Regions from separate parts of the Homo sapiens genome. Here region 1 is linked to region 2. Evidence: read pairs that join two places in POLR2A ChIA-PET (ENCODE). Cell type or tissue: endothelial cell of umbilical vein. All regions are shown on one strand. Each heading gives the region's core, and the rest is flanking DNA. Links, peaks and the distances in the headings are about the cores only. Region 1 holds the start of RNVU1-18 (RNA, variant U1 small nuclear 18). Region 2 holds the start of RNVU1-2A (RNA, variant U1 small nuclear 2A).

The links. ChIA-PET counts read pairs that join two places held together with the same protein. Peaks named below come from ENCODE experiments on the same cell type or tissue, not always from the same donor. Only the 100,000 strongest peaks of a DNase experiment are listed, where the experiment ranks them.
Region 1: POLR2A ChIA-PET joins it to region 2 with 5 read pairs; 2 of 35 experiments call an interaction of 5 or more read pairs at or near these places.

Annotation. Positions count from the first base shown.
Region 1 is chr1:143,724,846-143,734,434 of GRCh38, reverse strand. RNVU1-18 (RNA, variant U1 small nuclear 18) reads left to right here and starts at 4,865; the gene lies at 4,865-5,028. RefSeq lists enhancers at 4,549-5,485, 5,486-6,417. In endothelial cell of umbilical vein, for the core only: no CTCF peak of the experiment used is centred there; no DNase peak of the experiment used is centred there.
Region 2 is chr1:144,548,479-144,558,067 of GRCh38, reverse strand. It overlaps RNVU1-2A (RNA, variant U1 small nuclear 2A), which reads left to right and starts at 6,125; the gene lies at 6,125-6,289. LOC105379574 (a long non-coding RNA gene) reads right to left here and starts at 5,853. Exons shown (of 2, transcript XR_001737761.2): 1 at 5,410-5,853. In endothelial cell of umbilical vein, for the core only: no CTCF peak of the experiment used is centred there; DNase peaks (open chromatin) are centred at 5,867 and 6,257; H3K4me3 peaks cover 1,115 bases; H3K27ac peaks cover 1,095 bases.

The sequences.
Region 1 (9,589 bases), core at 3,891-6,390, 820 kb after region 2:
AGTGAAGCAAGTCTTTCCAAAGAGTTGGTTTGTTAACCCGTAGGAAAAAAAAATCCTAATTCTTACCAGATGGTGCCATGCAGTTCCAGGCTCTTGGTGTCCCAAACGAAGAATGTACATGACACACACAAAGCAGCAAAGCAAAGCAAAAGTTTATTAAGCACAGTAACATTCTTGGAGTGGGGAGAGTGGGCTGACCTGTGGCAGATGAGATCAGTATTAGTTTGGTGTACTTTGGGTCTTTTTATGTGTGTTTTTTTTTCTTCTCTTCCCAAGGATGCCTAATCTTTAGCCAGTGTTTGCCTTTAGATTGATGGGTGGGTTGCTTAGTTACTTTGGCCCTCGTGTGCTTGCACATTGTCTCCACCCCATAATTTTAAGTACATGCAAGATATGTAGTCCATATGCATGAGTTTTAATGAGCTGATTATCATATGGAGTCATGTTAAGGATGCTTTTTTTCTTGAATGCACATGTCTGTCTCTGAGGAGCTGCCCCTTTACTGGTTTGGATCTTGCCAGCAATGGGGTCCTTGCTTGCTATTTTTTTTTTTTGAGACAGAGTCTCTCTCTGTTGCCCAGTCTGGAGTGTAGTGGTGCAATCTCAGCTCACTGCAACCTCTGCCTCCTGGGTTCAAGCAATGCTCCTGTCTCAGCCTCCTAAGTAGCCTGGAGTACAGGAGTGCACCACCATGCCCAGCTAATGTTTTGTATTTTTAGTAGAGATGGGGTTTCGCCATGTTGGCCAGGCTGATCTCAAACTCCTGACCTCAGGCGATCTGCCCGCCTTGGCCTCCCAAAATGCTGGGATTACAGGCGTGAGCCACCGTGCCCGGTCTTCCTTGCTTTTTTTAATCTTACTTTTTGTTTAGGTTGCTCAACTTCTGCCTTTTATTTTGCTTCTTGCTCTCCCGCCCCATCACCGTGCTTCTGTTTCTGCCTTTACTCATTCTGCCTTTTATCCAACTTCCAATTCCCTCTGCTATTCTCCTGCCTCATAATGGCAGTTAGTGAGGGAGGGGTTTTAAGGGGGCACGTCCGACCTCCTATCCTGTCACAGCCAGAAACAGCTTTCAAGGTTTCTCTGTGGTCCTGTCAGCCAAGAGGGAGTCTGTTCAGTTGGTTGTAGGGCCTAGGGCTTATTTTTATTTCTCAATCCTGACAAGGGAAGGCTGGATTAATGCAGATTCTCTGCAGGTGTAAATTTCCCCTACAAAAGACAGTTTTGCAGAGTTACTTCTGTTTGCTGGCTCTCTGACAGCCATCTTAAAATATACCAAAGAAATATATTCTGGGGTAAAATATTTTTATTTTCTTCATCTATCTACAGCGTCACCATACTGACAGCCTCCAGTCCAAGCATACCTGAAGCCTTTCTTTTTAAAAAGCTTTCTCACCCTTCTGACTGCCTTCAAGTCTCTGCCAAAACACAAGTAACAGTGGCTGACTCCCTGCCATAGCAAGCTCAGAATAAATAGCTTTTGCTTTTTTTCATTTGGTTGGTCTTCGTTTATTTGCAGAAGCTTCAATTTAGAGTTGACAAGGACTCCATCTTTGACCAAACCTTAGTAGTTTCCTCTGAGCCCTTTTCTCTATTAGTTCTTGGCCTGCTAAGTCCAGTTTTAGAAAAGAATACTGTTGAGTCTAGTTTAGCAAGAGTCCTCCCAACCACCTTTGATAGCTAATCAAGTTCCTCTTAGTAATTTTCCATCCACTGACTTTCTTATCTTGCCAATTGGCTATAATCTTCAACTCTTCCTGCTGTATTTGAGGTTGAGCTCGGTTCTCTGCTGGTCTCTCTTGCCTACTGTAGTACATACAATAAAATCCACCTCATGCTTTTAACAAGTGTCAGGGTAGTCCCTCAGAAACTACCTTTGCAAAATTATGACAATCAGAGAAATCTGACATGGCTGACTCCATCTTGGTTCTAGCCTCACAGGCTAGCTGTCTTTGCTCGTTCCTGTGCAATTTCTCCCAAGCTATCTTTGGGAAAAATTGAGTTTATAGTTTAAATCAGGGGTCCCCAACCCCCAGGGCCACAAGACAGGTACTGGTCCATGGCCTGTTAGGAACCCAGCTGAACAGCAGGAGGTGAGCTGCAGGCTTTGGAGCATTACCACCTGAGCTCCGCCTCTTGTCAGATCAGCATCGGCATTAGATTCTCATAGGAGCTCGGACCCTATTGGGAACTGCACATGTGAGGGATCCAGATTGCGCACTCCTTATGAGACTGTAACTAATGCCTGATGACCTGAGGTGGAACAGTTTCATCCAGAAACCATCCACCACCCCCTTCCATGGAAAAATTGTCTTCCGTGAAACCAGTCCCAGGTGCCAAAAAGGTTGGGGACAGCCAAAAATGTTGGTTAAAATGATAACCTTCCCCAAAACTAAATTACCCCATAAAACTAATGAAAGGCCACCAAGTTAGGAGGATGAAAGGGGCCTGAATTCTACTAAGATGTATGCCTCGTTAAATAATTACCAGCCATTATTCCAGAGGTCACAAGATTTGCAGCTTCCCCAATTACTGCTGTGAAGAACATCACTATTGTAGAACCTAAGATTGGCCTCTTGAGATGTCTTTTCAGGCTTTTGCATTTCTGACTACTGGATGGCACCATTTGGCCCAAAAATCAACCAGTCCCTTAGCTCCCACCCAGAAGCTGACTCAATGCAGGAGGGCATTTTCCACACCCCTGTGATTTCATCCCCAACAATCAGCACCGCCCAAACCCTAGCCCCCTCCCCACCAAACTGTCTTTGAAAACCCTTTACCTCCAAGTCTTCAGTGAGATCGATTTGAGTAATAACTCTGTCCCCCACATGTCGTGGCTGGCCTGTGTCAATTAAACTCTTTACCTCAATGCCATGGTCTCCATGAATTGATTTTGTATGTACAGTGGGCAGGAAGAACCCATCAGGCGGTTACATCTGCAGGATGGTGCCAGTTCTTTCCACAAAGGCTGGTCAGATACCCAGAAAGTATTTCTCCACTACTACCTGGACAATGTGTCTCCCTGTCAGTATCCAGGGAATGGGGCCTGGCTCAAATATTTAGTATTCAGCAGTTATTACTACACTGTCACCTAATCTCTCATTTTCAATATTTTGCCATGCCTTCCAGTGGCCTAACTGGCCACCATGCCACAGAATCTTTACTTTATGGTCTCCAAGGAGAACTCTCCACTCGATGTTTTGTGATTTGAGCAATGGAATAGAATCTGATACTGGTGGCCTGGGGAAAGTCCCCGGACACTAGTGGGATCTCGACCCCAGCTGTGGTGTCCAGGCTCTTGACACCATCTCAAGAACAAAGTCAAGGATGAGTCAGCAAACAGTGAAAGAAGAGATTTATTGCAAAGCAAAAAGTACACACTCAAGAAAGGGGAGTTCGGGCATACCCGACAGAGAACAATGGGTTCTGGGGTTTCATCTTGATTGGTTTCTCTAACCAAGGAGTGGAATAGTCATGAAAATTCCTGGGTAAAGGTGGAGATTTCTCGGAACTGTGGTGCCATCCATTTTTACATCACATATTGGTCTCAGAACTGTCATGGCACTGGTGGGTGTGTGATTTAGTATGTTAATGAGCATATAATGAGGGCCTCGGTAAAACCTACATCAAATCCAGCACCACATTGGGTCCAGTCAGTCTTAGCCAGCTTGGTCCACACCCTGGTTTTTCAGCGTCTTATCAGCCCATAGCCTCAAGTCATGTAAATCTGCTGCCTAGAATTTGTTACCCTGCGGCCACCCTGTATTATTCCTGCCTCAAATCTACTTGTAAATATTCAAATGGTCTTTGACTTGGGAATTCCAACTTTACTTACTTCACAGTGTTTCCTGCGTTATAATCCAATGTAAGAAAAGATGATCCAGACATTTGTTAAACATCTCAAATAAGATGTATCCCAGGTATTTGTGTCAAATTTGGATTATTTTGGTTTTGTCTTTGCAGAATATAAAAAACTAACGTGAGGTAAACACTAAGGTCTGGAGATGGCTGTGCAAGAGATGACAAAGTCCAACACCACGCTGGAGAGTGTCCAATCATCTCTTCTGGGGCAGCATATTTTTCTACAATACTGAAGTTGGAAAACAACAGCAACAACAACAACATCAAAAGCAAACAAATAAACAAACAAAAACCTACAAGATTCATGAAACTGGACAACTGTCTTTATAACATTACCAGTGATAAAACCAGTAAGGAAGGCTGGTTTGCAGTCATCTGAGAAGCCTCTTTCATTTCATAAATATGGTTTCTCTCTGACATTGAACGGCTTCCAATTTCAAGCGGAATGCTACATGACAAGGATAAGGATGTGAAGAGAACCGGTTTCTTTTGTAATCCTAAACGTTCTCGTCTGAGAATTAAAAGCCATTATTTGAAGAACGGTGCCCAGGCTCCAGCTGGCCACTGAAAGGTTGCTCCGCAGCGCAGGCTAAGGACCAGCTTCTTCGGGCGAGAACAGATGCCGGGGCGGGAGGGAAAAAAGGGAGAGACAGACGTCACTTCCCCCTGCCGGCTCCGGCAGCGGGTTGGTAGGCTGAGCGGCAGAAAGGCAGACGGGGACTGGGAAAGGCACTGTCGGTGACATCACGGATAGGGCGACTTCTATGTAGATGAGGCAGCGCAGGGGCTGCTGCTTCCCCACCTGCTGCTGCGCCACGAAGGATTTCCCGTGCCGTGGGAGCGGGTTCAGGACCGCTGGTCGGACCTGAGAGTCCCAGCTGTGTGTCAGGGCTAGGAGGGCTGGGGGTGGGGGGGGGGGGGGGGGGGGCTGCGCGGGGCAAGTGACCGTGCGTGTAAAGGGTGAAGCGTGTGAGGCTGTGGCGGGGCGGAGGTGCAAGATCTCATACTTACCTGGCAGGGGAGATACCATGATCACGAAGGTGGTTTTCCCAGGGCGAGGCTTATCCATTGCACTCCGGATGTGCTGACCCCTGCGATTTCCCCAAATGTGGGAAACTCGACTGCATAATTTGTGGTAGTGGGGGACTGCGTTCGCGCTTTCCCCTGATTTTTTGTAGTTTAAAGAATAGTCTACACAGCAAGGGTTACTTGTTTTTTTTACTGGCTTGTGTTTTAGTCTTAATCGTTACTCTCACAGTCGAAGGCTGAGAAATAGTAGTAATATGTCGCTTTCTCCCCGCCCCGGGAGAAATAAGAATCGTCGACCTTTACACAAGCTAGCTAGCGCGAAGGCCGCACAGCTCTTCCTTTATCTAGGCGGGGCTGCTTTTTGCAGAGATTTGTCTGCCCATGGTCTGCAGTCTCTTGGGTTCTCAGGGTCTGTGAAAATCTACGTGTTTTTCCCTAGCCCCCAGTCACATTTCACACAGCCTCTGCTTCTAGCTGCAGCCCCCTCAGGAGTCTGTAGGATTTCTGTGCTAGCGGGGAATGTGTTCTCACCTCATAGAGCCGGCTACAAACTACGCAGGCGGGGGCTGTTCTTTGGGATGAAAGCAGGGCCTTTAGGGCTCTTAGCGCGTCCCCGTTGGGTTGTAGACATAACACGCTTACTTTGCGGAGTGGAACGGCTCTCCCGGAGCCCAGGTGTCCTAACGCAATTCATCGAGGCCCGCAGGTCAAAACCGCAGTCTCACCTGTCTTGGCCGAAATGCGCTGCGATCCTCCCTGAAATATAAGGCGGGAAGTTTTATGAGGAGACGGGTCCAGTTTCCCTACTATCTCCTGCCGTTTACATATCTAGTCTTTCTTCAGACTTTATTTAAGCGACAGCTTCTTGTTTGATGTCTCGCTTCCGCATCCCACAGCCATTGCCAGGCAGCTTTCTAGATAGCACCCCGACCCATCCTTCCCACCCCCAAGCAGCCCTTTCCTATTTCTGGCGCCAGTGTCCTCCCCCCTTCCTCTTTCTTCAGGCCCTCGCTTATCACCTTCATGGACAGAAAATACTTAGCTCTCTCTCAACCTGCAGTTTGCACCTGACACGCGTCAGTACCCTGGCAAATTCCTTAATACCCCTTCTCAAATGACACTGTAAATTCATCTTTTTTTTTTTTTTTTTTTTTTTTGACGGAGTCTCGCTCTGTCGCTCAGGCTGGAGTGCAGTGGCACGATCTCGACTCTCTGCAAGCTCAGTCTCCCGGGTTCACGCCATTCTCCTGCCTCAGCCTCCTACCAGTAGCTGGGACTACAGGCGCCGGCCACCACGCCCGGCTAATTTTTTGTATTTTTAGTAGAGACGGGGTTTCACCGCGTTAGCCAGGATGGTCTCGATCTCCTGACCTCGTGAACCCTCCCAAAGTGCTGGGGTTACAGGCGTGAGACACCGCGCCCGGCAAATTAATCTCTTTTTAACTCCCAGAAGTATCTAATTGGTTTTGTCCCTGCACTACATGAATACTACAGAAGAAAACCCCAGGCCTAGCGATGGCGGATCTGGGCATTGTGCCAGCCTCTCCCAGGGTATGTTTTCTGACCTCACCTACTTCTGATCAACTGAGGTCAGGAGTTCGAGACCAGCCTGACCAACATGGCGAAACTCTGTCTCTGTTAAAAATACAAAACAAAACAAAACAAAACAAAAAAAATAGCCAGACGTGGTGGTGTGCGTCTGTAGTCCCAACTACTTGGGAGGCTGAGGCAGGAGAATCGCTTGAACCCGGGAGGCGGAGGTTGCCGTGAGCCGAGATCGTGCCGTTGCACCCCAGCCTGGGCGACAGAGGGAGACTCTCTCTCAAAAACAAAAAATAAAAAACAAAAACAAAACAGACAAAAAACAAAAAAACTAGTCCATCTGAGACATATTATTGGAGACAGTAGAATCCTGTATCCAACAGGCACTTGGTGCGTATCTGAACCCACTGAGCTATTGGCTCATGTTCCCTCTGTTCTATTAAGTATCATGAGCAGAAATTGAGCTCTTTGGCTTTTACCCACTAAGTATGGCTATAGGACAGGTCTCTCTCTCTCTCTCTCTCTGTCTCTCTCTCATTATTGCATCATTATTTTTTGCCATCAGTGTGAGTTTTTGGTTTTGATGTTATGAAGTGAATTTCTGGGGACAATCTCTGTTGGGTTGTGTTGATAAGGATCTACTCCCTGTTTGGACAGCTAATCTGGTCTGTGAGTCTTTTTTATTGCCTATTTATTGTCCTGAGAATAATGGTATTTCTTGATATTTGAGACTGCAGCAATAATAAGCTGTTCATATCTTGTCTTTCCAATATTTGGTAAAAGTTTTATGGGCCCAATAGTTGTCAAAATCTGCAAGAGTGGCATCTCTGTTACAAGGGTGATCTTACTACTCCACATCCCCCCTCCCATTCAACTTCATTCCATAGGAGCTCTTGGCTTTAACAAATTTACTATATCTAAAAGACATCTTAGTACAAGAAGAAAACTAAATCTGTAGCATGTAAGGAGCAGTTTTCTTTGATTGGTATATTCAGGTTTCTAACCAGCTGAAAAATTCAAATACACGTCCTTTAAGGATTAAGTTTAAACCACACTACAGAAAGGAGAGAAAAGATTTATATGATCACATATAAGCAATGGAATCAGCAATATGAGCACTTTTCACAACTATACAAATCAAATTTAATAATCTCCAGAACATTAAGGAAGTTCAGCCCTTAATGAAAATGAATGAAAAGAAATTATTCACCCATTGTTATATGCCCTGGAAAGAGAATGTCCTGCCGGACTCAAAAGGGTATCACAATATTACTCAGATTTTTCAGCAATGAAGGCCCTCCAAGGATCTAATGATGTTAATATTTTCAGTTTATTTCCTTCACTGATAAACATTGTTAATAGATACCATTGTCTCTGTTTTCACCTTAAGTGATGTTACTTAGCAAAATTTGTTTCTTTAGAATGCCCCCTAGTTTGGTGGAAGGAATTTTCCTGCTTTATGAATGTAGGGTATTTTCTCATGAAACAAATTGGCATACTCTTTCAGTGAAGTGAATAGATAAATTAGGTCTCTAAAATTTTAAAGGAGTCACTGCCCCAATTATCTTAGGAACAATAATAATCACTTACATAAGATTAAAATAAGAAAATTAAGCCAGGTATGGTGGCTCATGGCTGCAATCCCAGCACTTTAGGAGGCTGAGGAGGGAGAATCAATTGAGGTTAGGAGTTGAAGACCAGCCTGGGCAACATAGTGAAACCCCTGTCTCTACAAATTTTTAAGTATTAGCTAATTTTTTTAAAGTTGGCTGGGCATGATAATGCATGACTGTAATCTCAGCTACTAGGGAGACTGAGGCAGGCTGCAGTGAACTATTATTGCACCACTGCCCTGCAGCCTGGGTGAAAGAGTAAGACGCCCAACTCAAAAAAAAAAAAAAAAAAAAAAAAAAAAAGAAAAGAAAAAGAAAGAAAATTAAGAATTTGTTGAAAATTGTTTTACTACAATGCTAGGCTGCATGTCTTGCACCTGTACTCCCAGCAACTCAACAGGCTGAGGCAGAAGGATTGCTTTAGGCCAGCAGTTGGAGACCAGCCTGGGCAACAGGGCAAGACCCCATCTCTAAAAAAATGCAAGGCAAGCTGAACCAGGAGGATTGCCTGAGCCCAGAAGTTCCAAGTTGGTCTGCTATGATTGTCCTGCTGCACTCTAGCCTGGATAACAGAGCAAGACACTGTGCCTTATTTTTTATTTCATTTTACTTTTTTACTACTTATGATTATTTATTTATTTATTTTTGAGGCAGAGTCTTGCTCTGTAGCCCAGGCTAGAGTGCAGTAGTGCGATCTTAGCTCACTGCAAGCTCCGCCTCCCAGGTTGAAGCTATTTCCCTGCCTCAGCCTCTAGAGTAGCTGGGATTACAGGCGCATGCCACCATGCCCAGCTAATTTTTATAGCTTTAGTAGAGACAGGGTTTCACCATTTTTCCCAGGCTGGTCTCAAACTCCTGACCTCAAGTTATGCACCTGTCAGCATCCCAAAGTACTGGGATTACAGGTGTGAGCCACCTCGCCCAGCCTACTTAGGATGCTTGAAATGTGAGGTTTCATTAGGGAAAAATTTTCTTGTGGAATTTCTAACATGAAAAAATAATAGATTTAGCTGTAGATTAAATTAATGGTCTTGATAGTTTGGTACAATAAAATAAATGAAATGAAGTTGATAGAGAGGAATCTTTGATGCTTTTGAACAATTTAAATAATGTAAATATTTAATATATAAAGACATGAAAAAATTCATTATGTTATTATTTTTTTAATTTATTTTATTTTATTTTATTTTTGAGATGGACTCTCACTCTGTTGCCTAGGCTGAAGTGCAGTGGTGCAATTTCAGCTCACTGCAACCTCTGCCTCCCGGGTTCAAGTGATTCTCCTGCCTCAGCCTCCTGAGTAGCTGGGATTACAGGCACACACTACCACACCTGGCTAATTTTTGTATTTTTAGTAGACACGGGGTTTCACCATGTTGGTCCGGCTGGTCTCAAACTCCTGACCTTGTGATCTGCCCTCTACGGCTTCCCAAAGTGCTGGGATTACAGGCGTGAGCCACTGCACCCAGCCCATTACATTATTTTTCAAAAATCAGTGTGACTCTTTTGACAAATTAGAATGGTTTAATGATCTTAGTTAGGCT
Region 2 (9,589 bases), core at 4,691-7,190:
GAACATTAAGGAAGTTCAGCCCTTAATGAAAATGAATGAAAAGAAATTATTCGCCCACTGTCATATGCCCTGGAAAGAGAATGTCCTGCCGGACTCAAAAGGGTATCACAATATTACTCAGATTTTCAGCAACGAAGGCCCTCTGAGGATTTAATGATGTTAACATTTTCAGTTTATTTCCTTCACTGATAAACATTGTTAATAGATACCATTGCCTCTGTTTTCACCTTAAGTGATGTTACTTAGCACAATTCGTTTCTTTAGAATGCCCCCTAGTTTGGTGGAAGGAATTTTCTTGCTTTATTAATATAGGATATTTTCTCATGAAGCAAACTGGCATACTCTTTCAGTGAAGTGAATAGACAAATTAGGTCTCTAAAATTTTAAAGGAGTCACTGCCCCAATTATCTTAGGAACAATAATAATCACTTATATAAAATTAAAATAAGAAAATTAAGCCAGGTATGGTGGCTCATATCTGCAATCCCAGCACTTTAGGAGGCTGAGGAGGGAGGATCAATTGAGGTTAGGAGTTGGATACCAGCCTGGCAATATAGTGAAACCCCTGTCTCTACAAATTTTTAAGTATTAGCTAATTTTTTAAAGTTGGCCAGGCATGATAATGCATGACTGTAATCTCAGCTACTTGGGAGACTGAGGCAGGCTGCAGTGAACTATGATTGCGCCACTGCCCTCCAGCCTGAGTGACAGAGTGAGACTCCCAACTCAAAAAAAAAAAAAAGAAAGAAAGAAAAGAAAAAGAAAAAGAAAGAAAATTAAGAATTTGTTGAAAATTGTTTTACTACAATGCTAGGCTGCATGTCTTGCACCTGTACTCCCAGCAACTCAACAGGCTGAGGCAGAAGGATTGCTTTAGGCCAGCAGTTGGAGACCAGCCTGGGCAACAGGGCAAGACCCCATCTCTAAAAAAATACAAGGCAAGTTGAGCCAGGAGGATTGCCTGAGCCCAGAAGTTCCAAGCTGGTCAGCTATGATAGCCCCGCTGCACTCAAGCCTGGATAACAGAGCAAGACCCTGCGCCTTATTTTTTATCTTTTTTTTTTTTTTTTTTTTTTACTACTTATGCTTATTTATTTGTTTTTGAGACAGAGTCTTGCTCTGTAGCCCAGGCTAGACTGAAGTGGTGCAATCTCAGCTCACTGCAAGCTCTGCCTCCCAGGTTGAAGCTATTTCCCTGCCTCAGCCTCCAGAGTAGCTGGGATTACAGGCGCATGCCACCACACACAGCTAATTTTTATATTTTTAGTAGAGACGGGGTTTCACCATGTTTGTCAGGCTGGTCTCAAGCTCCTGACCCCAAGTGATGCACCTGTCTTGGCCTCCCAAAGTGCTGGGATTACAGGTGTGAGCCACCTCACCCAGCCTACTTATGCTTGAAATGTGAGGTTTCATTAGGGAGAAATTTTCTGGTTGAATTTCTAACATGAAAAAAATAATAGATTTAGCAGTAGATTAAATTAATGGTCTTGATAGTTTGGTACAATAAAATAAATGGAATGAAGTTGACAGCAGAGAGGAATCTTTGATGCTTTTGAACAATTTAAATAGTGTAAGTATTGTGGGGAAAAGAAAGAGAGATCAGACTGTCACTGTGTCTATGTAGAAAGAAGGAGACATAAGAGACTCCATTTTGTTCTGTACTAAGAAAAATTCTGCCTTGAGATGCTGTTAATCTGTAACCCTACCCCCAACCGTGTGCTCCCTGAAACAAGTGCTGTGTCCACTCAAAGTTAAATGAATTAAGGGCTGTGCAGGATGTGCTTTGTTAAACAGATGCTTGAAGGCAGCATGCTTGTTAAGAGTCATCACCACTCCCTAATCTCAAGTACCCAGAGACATAATACACTGCAGAAGGCCACAGGGACCTCTGCCAAGGAAAGCCAGGTATTGTCCAAGGTTTCTCCCCATGTGATAGTCTGAAATATGGCCTCGCCGGAAGGGAAATACCTGACCGTCTCCCAGCCCGACACCCGTAAAGTGTCTGTGCTGAGGAGGATTAGTAAAAGAGGAAGGCATCTGTCTCCTGCTCATCCCTGGGCAATGGAATGTCTCGGTGTAAAACCCGATTGTATATTCCATCTATTGAGATAGGAGAAAACCCCCTTAGGGCTGGAGGTGGGACATGTGGGCAGCAATACTGCTCTTTCAGGCATTGAGATGTTTCTGTATATGCACATCAAAAGCACAGCACTTTTTTCTTTAGCTTGTTTATGATGCAGAGACATTTGTTCACATGTTTTCCTCCTGACCCTCTCTCCACTATTACCCTATTGTCCTGCCACATCCCCCTCTCCGAGAAACACCCGATAATGATCAATAAATACTAAGGGAACTCAGAGACTGGTGCCGGCGCGGGTCCTCCGTATGCTGAGCGCCGGTTCCCTGGGCTCACTTTTCTTTCTCTATACTTTGTCTCTGTGTCTCTCTCTTTTCTCAAGTCTCTCCTTCCACCCGATGAGAAACGCCCACAAGTATGGAGGGGCAGGCCACCCCTTCATCTATTTAATATGTAAACGATGAAAACGTTCATTACATTATTATTTGCTTATTTATGTATTCATTTTGAAACGGAGTCTCACTCTGTCACCTAGTCTGGAGTGCAGTGGTGCAATCTTGGCTCACTGCAACCTCCGCCTCCTGGGTTCAAGCAATTCTCCAGCCTCAGCCTCCTCAGTAGCTGGGATTACAGGCACACACCACCACGCCCGGTTAATTTTTGTATTTTTAGTAGACACGGGGTTTCACCATGTTGCTCAGGCTGGTCTCGAACTCCTGACCTCGTGATCCGCCCCCTACGGCTTCCCAAAGTGCTGGGATTACAGGCGTGAGCCACCGTACCTGGCCCATTACGTTATTTTTTTTAAAATCAATGTGACTCTTTTGACAAATTAGAATGGCTCAATAATCTTGGTTACGCTGGGCACGGTGGCTCACGCCTGTAATCCCAGCGCTTTGGGAGCCAGAGGTCAGGAGTTCGAGATCAGCCTGGCCAACATGGTGAAACCCTGTCTCTACTAAAAATACAAAAATTAGCCGGGCATGGTGGCGGGCTCCTGTAATCCCAGCTACTCAGGAGGCTGAGGCAGAAGAATTGCTTGAACCTGGGAGGCAGAGGTTGTAGTGAGCCAAGACCGCGCCACTGCACTCCAGCCTGGGCGACAGAGTGAGACTCTGTCTGAAGGAAAAAAAAAAAAGAGAGAGAGAGAGAAATTTGGTTTTAGAACAAGACAAATTAAATGGGAGACTTACTTGCAATGAGACCTAGAAATTTCCAAATTTCTAAATTTCTAAAATTTCTAAAAGAACTGAGAAAATTGCGCCGGGCGCGGTGGCTCAGGCCTGTAATCCCAGCACTTTGGGAGACCGAGGCGGGCGGATCATGAGGTCAAGAGATGGCGATCATCCTGGCCAACATGGTGAAACCCCGTCTCAACTAAAAATACAAAAAATTAGCCGGGCTTGATGGCGGGCTCCTGTAGTCCCAGCTCTCGGGAGCCTGAGGCAGGAAAATTGCTTGAATCCGGGAGGCGGAGGTTGCAGTGAGCCGAGAGCACACCACTGCACTCCCGCCTGCCAATAGAGCCAGACTCCATCTCAAAAAAAAAAAAAAAAAAAAAAAAAAGAACTAAGAAAATTGCCTCCATTGAGGAAGTAAGCTTAAGGAGGTAAACTGACACGTTTTCTGAATTGAGAAATATTGAGGAGGCTTTGTCTCTTTCGCCTCCAACTGCTCCTTCTCCTCCTGCCCCTGCACCTGCATAGTCTTTCTTACCTGAGCCTTCCTGTCCTGCCTTGCCTCTTCTTCCATCACCATCACCTGAGGAAAGTCCCCAGGGCTCTGGCCCCTTCCCTGAAACTTCTGTTCTGACAGCCCCTTTCAAGGTAAAACCCAAACCCACAGGAAGAGGGGAGCCTACCATTGTGTACACCGCTTCACCAAAATGTGAATTAAGAATATTATAGCCGGGCGCGGTGGCTCACGCCTGTAATCCTAGCACTTTGGGAGGCGGAGGCGGGCGGATCACAAGATCAGGGGATGGAGACCATCCTGGCTAACACGGTGAAACCCCATCTCTACTAGAAATACAAAAAATTAGCGGGGCGTGGTGGCGGGCGCCTGTAGTCCCAGCTACTCAGGAGGCTGAGGCAGGAGAATGGCGTTAACCCGGGAGGCGGAGCTTGCAGAGAGCCGAGATCGCGCGACTGCACTCCAGCCTGGGCAACAGAGCAACACTTCATCTCAAAAAAAATAAATAAATAAAAATAAATAAAAAAAAATAAAGGACTTCCCTGATCTAAAGTTAAACACATTTCGTTCTTCTGTTTCTAAAGCAGGCTCCAAGATCCTATAGGCTTTGGCAGAAAATTCGACTTAACTGTCGAAACCTTTGAGCCCAAATATTCTGGCCTTTATCAATTAATTCACATTCTGGTGAAGAAGGCAAGGCCACTAACTGGTTGCAAAAGGCAAATTGGAAGGATTTTCAAGCAGAACATGAAAGGTTCACATTTTAGCCAAATATGTGCATGTTGCCATTCCCCAGGTCCTTCCTAAAAATATAGATTGGAGGATAATTCAGCAATGTACTAAAAAGCCAGACAAATCTGCCTTTGCTTACTTAAAATGGTTTGAGAGCCAGGCGTGGTAGCTCATGCCTGTAATCCCAGCACTTTGGGAGGCTGAAGCGGGTCGATCCCTTGAGGTCAGGAGTTCGAGACCAGCCTGCCAACCTGGTGAAACCCTGTCTCTACTAAAAACACAAAAATTAGCCAGGTGGCTACTCAGGAGGCTGAAGCAAAAGAATCGTTTGAACCCGGGAAGTGGAGGCTACAGTGAGCTGAGATCCTGCCACTGCAATACAGCCTGGGTGACAGAGCGGGACTCTGTCTCAAAAAGAAAAAAATTAGCAGGGTAGTAGAAATATAATGCACACGAGAATGATAATCATGAAGACAATCTGTATTCCAGAATAGTAAGGGAACCTATTCCATTAGGGAGCCAACTGAAAATATAAAATCGCAGTTCACACCCCAGGGTGTGGTGTCACATGCCTGTAGTCCCAGCTACTCGGGAGGATTGGTAAGGAAGTTTGCTTGAATTCATGAGGTCAAGGCAGAAGTAACCCTGATCGTGCCACTGCACTCCAGCCTGGGGGACAGTGAGACCTTGTCTCAAAAACAAACTAAAAAACAAACAAAAACCCCCACAAAACCAGACAACAACAACAAATTGTCTCCTCACTCTGAACTGACAGCGGCAAACAACACTTTGCTATTGGAAAATTGAAAGAAAAACACTCCCTCTTGCTGTCAACCTGCCTTCTTGCCCTAACATTTCTGACCCATGGTTTAAAATGCCCAAAAGCTGATGTACTCAATTTCACTTACCTGTTCTGCACCAGCATTTATTTTTGTGTGGAGGAGATCACCATGCATGGTCCTATAAATGTCTAATGGCATGGAATCATGAAGGGCCGTGTCTTTTAGGATATTTGGATATTTATACACATATACATATATATATATATATCTGAAGAAACCCAACATTACATATATATATGTAAGCGGAATGCTTCATCACAAGGGTAAGGACGTGAAAAAAAAGTTTCTTTTGTCATCCTAAACGTTCTCGTCTGCGAATTAAAGGCCATTATTTGAAGAAGGGTGCCCAGGCTCCAGCTGGTCGCCGAAAGGTTGCTCCGCAATAGAAGCTAAGGACCAGCTTCTTTGGGAGAGAACAGACAAGGGAGCGGGAGAGAAAAAAGGGAGAGACAGACGTCACTTCCCTTTGCCGGCTCAGCAGCGGGTTGGTCGGCTGAGTTGGCGGAGGTTGGGGTGGAAGAGCAGACGGGGACTGGGAAAGGCACTGTCGGTGACATCACGGATAGGGCGACTTCTATGTAGATGAGGCAGCGCAGAGGCTGCGCTTCGCCACATGCTGCTTCGCCACGAAGGAGTTCCCGTGCCGTGGGAGCGGGTTCAGGACCGCTGGTCGGACCTGAGAGTCCCAGCTGTGTGTCAGGGCTAGGAGGGCTCGCGGGTGCGCGGGGAAGTGACCGTGCGTGTAAAGGGTGAGGCGTACGGGGCGGAGGTGCAGGAGCTCATATTTACTTGGCAGGGGAGATAACGTGACCACGAAGGTGGTTTTCCCAGGGCTGAGGCTTATTCATTGTACTCCGGATGTGCTGACCCCTGCGATTTCCCCAAATGTGGGAAACTCGACTGCATAATTTGTGGTAGTGGGGGGCTGTGTCCGTGCTTTTCCCTGATTTCTTTTTTTCTGGTTTCAAAAATAGACCGTACGCTCCTTGTTACTGCTTTCTTTCATTGGTTTGTGTTTTTTGTGGTGCCCTTAAGTGTTACTGTTACAGTCAGAAGCCTGCAAAATAGGAAGTGGCATGTCGCTGTCTTTCTCGCTGGAGAAGTAAGGAGTGTCAGCCGGTTTATCCTAGGCTAACCAGCGCGAAGACTGCATAGCTCTTCCCTTTGAACATAAGGCTGCTTATTGCAGAAATTGATCCACGGTCTCCAGCGTCTTGGGTTCTCACGCTCTGTGAAGATTTTCGTGTTTTTCTCTAGCTTCCAGAGTCCCCTTTTACACAGCGTCTGCTTCTAACCGCAGCCCCCTCAGGAGTTTGTAGGATTTCTGTGCTAGCGGGGAATGTGTTCTCACCTCACAGAGCCAGGTACAAACTACGCAGACGGGGGCTGTTCTTTGGGATGAAAGCAGGGCCTTTGGGGCTCTTAGTGTCCCCGTTCGTTTGCAGACATAACACGCTTACTTTGTGGAGTGGAACGGCTCTCCCGGAGCCCAGGTGCCCTAACGCAATTCATCGAGGCCCGTAGGTCAGAACCGCAGTCTCACCTGTCTTGGCCGAAATGCGCTGCGGTCCTCCCTGAAACATAAGGCGGGAAGTTTTATGAGGAGACGGGTCCAGTTTCCCTACTATCTCCTGCCGTTTACATATCTAGTCTATCTTCAGACTTTATTTAAGCGACAGCTTCTTGTTTGATGTCTCGCTTCTACATCCTACATCCACTGCCAGGCAGCTTTCTAGATAGCACCCCGACCCATCCTTCCCACCCCCAAGCAGCCCTTTCCTATTTCTGGCGCCAGTGTCCTCCCCCCTTCCTCTTTCTTCAAGACCCCCCTTATCACCTTCATGGACAGAAAATACTTAGCTCTCTCCGAACCTGCAGTTTGCACCTGACACGCGTCAGTACCCTGGAAAATTCCTTAATACCCCTTCTCAAATGGCACTGTAAATTCATCTCTTTTTAACTCCCAGAAGTATCTAATTGGTTTTGTCCCCGCACTACATGAATAGTAGTATTTCAGTACAGAAGAAAACCCCAGGCCTAGCGATGGCCGTTCTGGGCATTTTGCCAGCCTCTCCCAGGGTGCGTTTTCTGACCTCACCTACTTCTGATCAGCTGAGGTCAGGAGTTCGAGACCAGCCTGACCAACATTGCGAAACCCCGTCTGTACTAAAAATACCAAAAAAAAAAAAAAAAAAAAAAAATGCCCAGCGTGGTGGTGTATGTCAGCAAGGCTGTAATCCAAACTACTCAGGAGGCTGAGGCAGGAGAATCTCTTGAACCCAGGAGGCAGAGATTGCAGTGAGCTGAGATCCTGCCACTGCATGCAATACAGCCTGGGCAACAGAGTGAGGCTCTGTCTCAAAAAAAAAAAAAAAAAAGAAAAGAAAAGAAAAAAGAAAAAAAAATTAGCAGGTTAGTAGAAATATAATGCACACGAGAATGGCAACCATGAAGACAATCTGTATTCCAGAATAGTAAGGGAACCTATTCCATTAGGGAGCCAACTGAAAATATAAAATCCCAGTTCACACCCCAGGGTGTGGTGTCACGTGCCTGTAGTCCCAGCTACTCAGGAGGATTAGTAAGGAGGTTTGCTTGAATTCATGAGGTCAAGGCAAAAGTAACCCTGATCGTGCCACTGCACTCCAGCCTGGGGGACAGTGAGACCTTGTCTCAAAAACGAACAAAAAACCCCACAAAACCAAACAACAACAAAAATTTGTCACCTCACTCTGAAATGACAGTGGCAAACATCACTTTGCTATTGGAAAACTGAAAGAGAAACACTCCCTCTTGCTATCAACCTGCCCTCTTGCTCCAACGTGTGTGACCAATGGTTTAAAATGCCCAAAAGCTGATGTACTCAATTTATAGTACACTTACCTGTTCTGCACCAGCATTTATTTTTGTGTGGAGGAGATCACCATGCATGGTCCTATAAATGTCTAATGGCATGGAATGATGAAGGGCAGTGTCTTTAAGATATTTGGAGATATATATATATATATACACATATATACACACACACATATATATAAATATATATATATACACACATATATCTGAAGAAACCCAACATTGGGCGAGTTCCCTCTAACTTTTCTTTTTTTTTTTTTTTTTTTAATTTTTTTTTTTTTTTATTATACTCTAAGTTTTAGGGTACATGTGCACATTGTGCAGGTTAGTTACATATGTATACATGTGCCATGCTGGTGCGCTGCACCCACTAACGTGTCATCTAGCATTAGGTATATCTCCCAATGCTATCCCTCCCCCCTCCCCCGACCCCACCACAGTCCCCAGAGTGTGATATTCCCCTTCCTGTGTCCAAGTGATCTCATTGTTCAATTCCCACCTATGAGTGAGAATATGCGGTGTTTGGTTTTTTGTTCTTGCGATAGTTTACTGAGAATGATGGTTTCCAATTTCATCCATGTCCCTACAAAGGACATGAACTCATCATTTTTTATGGCTGCATAGTATTCCATGGTGTATATGTGCCACATTTTCTTAATCCAGTCTATCATTGTTGGACATTTGGGTTGGTTCCAAGCTACCAATGCCTATGCCTTTCTTCACAGAATTGGAAAAAACTACTTTAAAGTTCATATGGAACCAAAAAAGAGCCCACATCGCCAAGTCAATCCTAAGCCAAAAGAACAAAGCTGGAGGCATCACACTACCTGACTTCAAACTATACTACAAGGCTACAGTAACCAAAACAGCATGGTACTGGTACCAAAACAGAGATATAGATCAATGGAACAGAACAGAGCCCTCAGAAATAATGCCACATATCTACAACTATCTGATCTTTCACAAACCTGAGAAAAACAAGCAATGGGGAAAGGATTCCCTATTTAATAAATGGTGCTGGGAAAACTGGCTAGCCATATGAAGAAAGCTGAAACTGGATCCCTTCCTTACACCTTATACAAAACTCAATTCAAGATGGATTACAGATTTAAACGTTAGGCCCTCTAACTTTTCACTAGGCATGACCACTGCTCTATTTTAGATAGAGATTCAGTGGGGCAAAACCTGAGAATTATCTGCCCGGCTATCAAGAAGATAGCTCCTTGCATTTTTGCGGGGAGAGCACTTTTGCTTCAAGGGAGTGTTTCTTCCTAGGATTATAAATCTTTCTGTAACCTCAGGAAACACTGCTGATGAAAACCAGGCATGGTGGCTCTGGCCTGTAATCCCAGTGACTCGGGGGCTGAGGCAGGAGGATCACTTAAGCCCA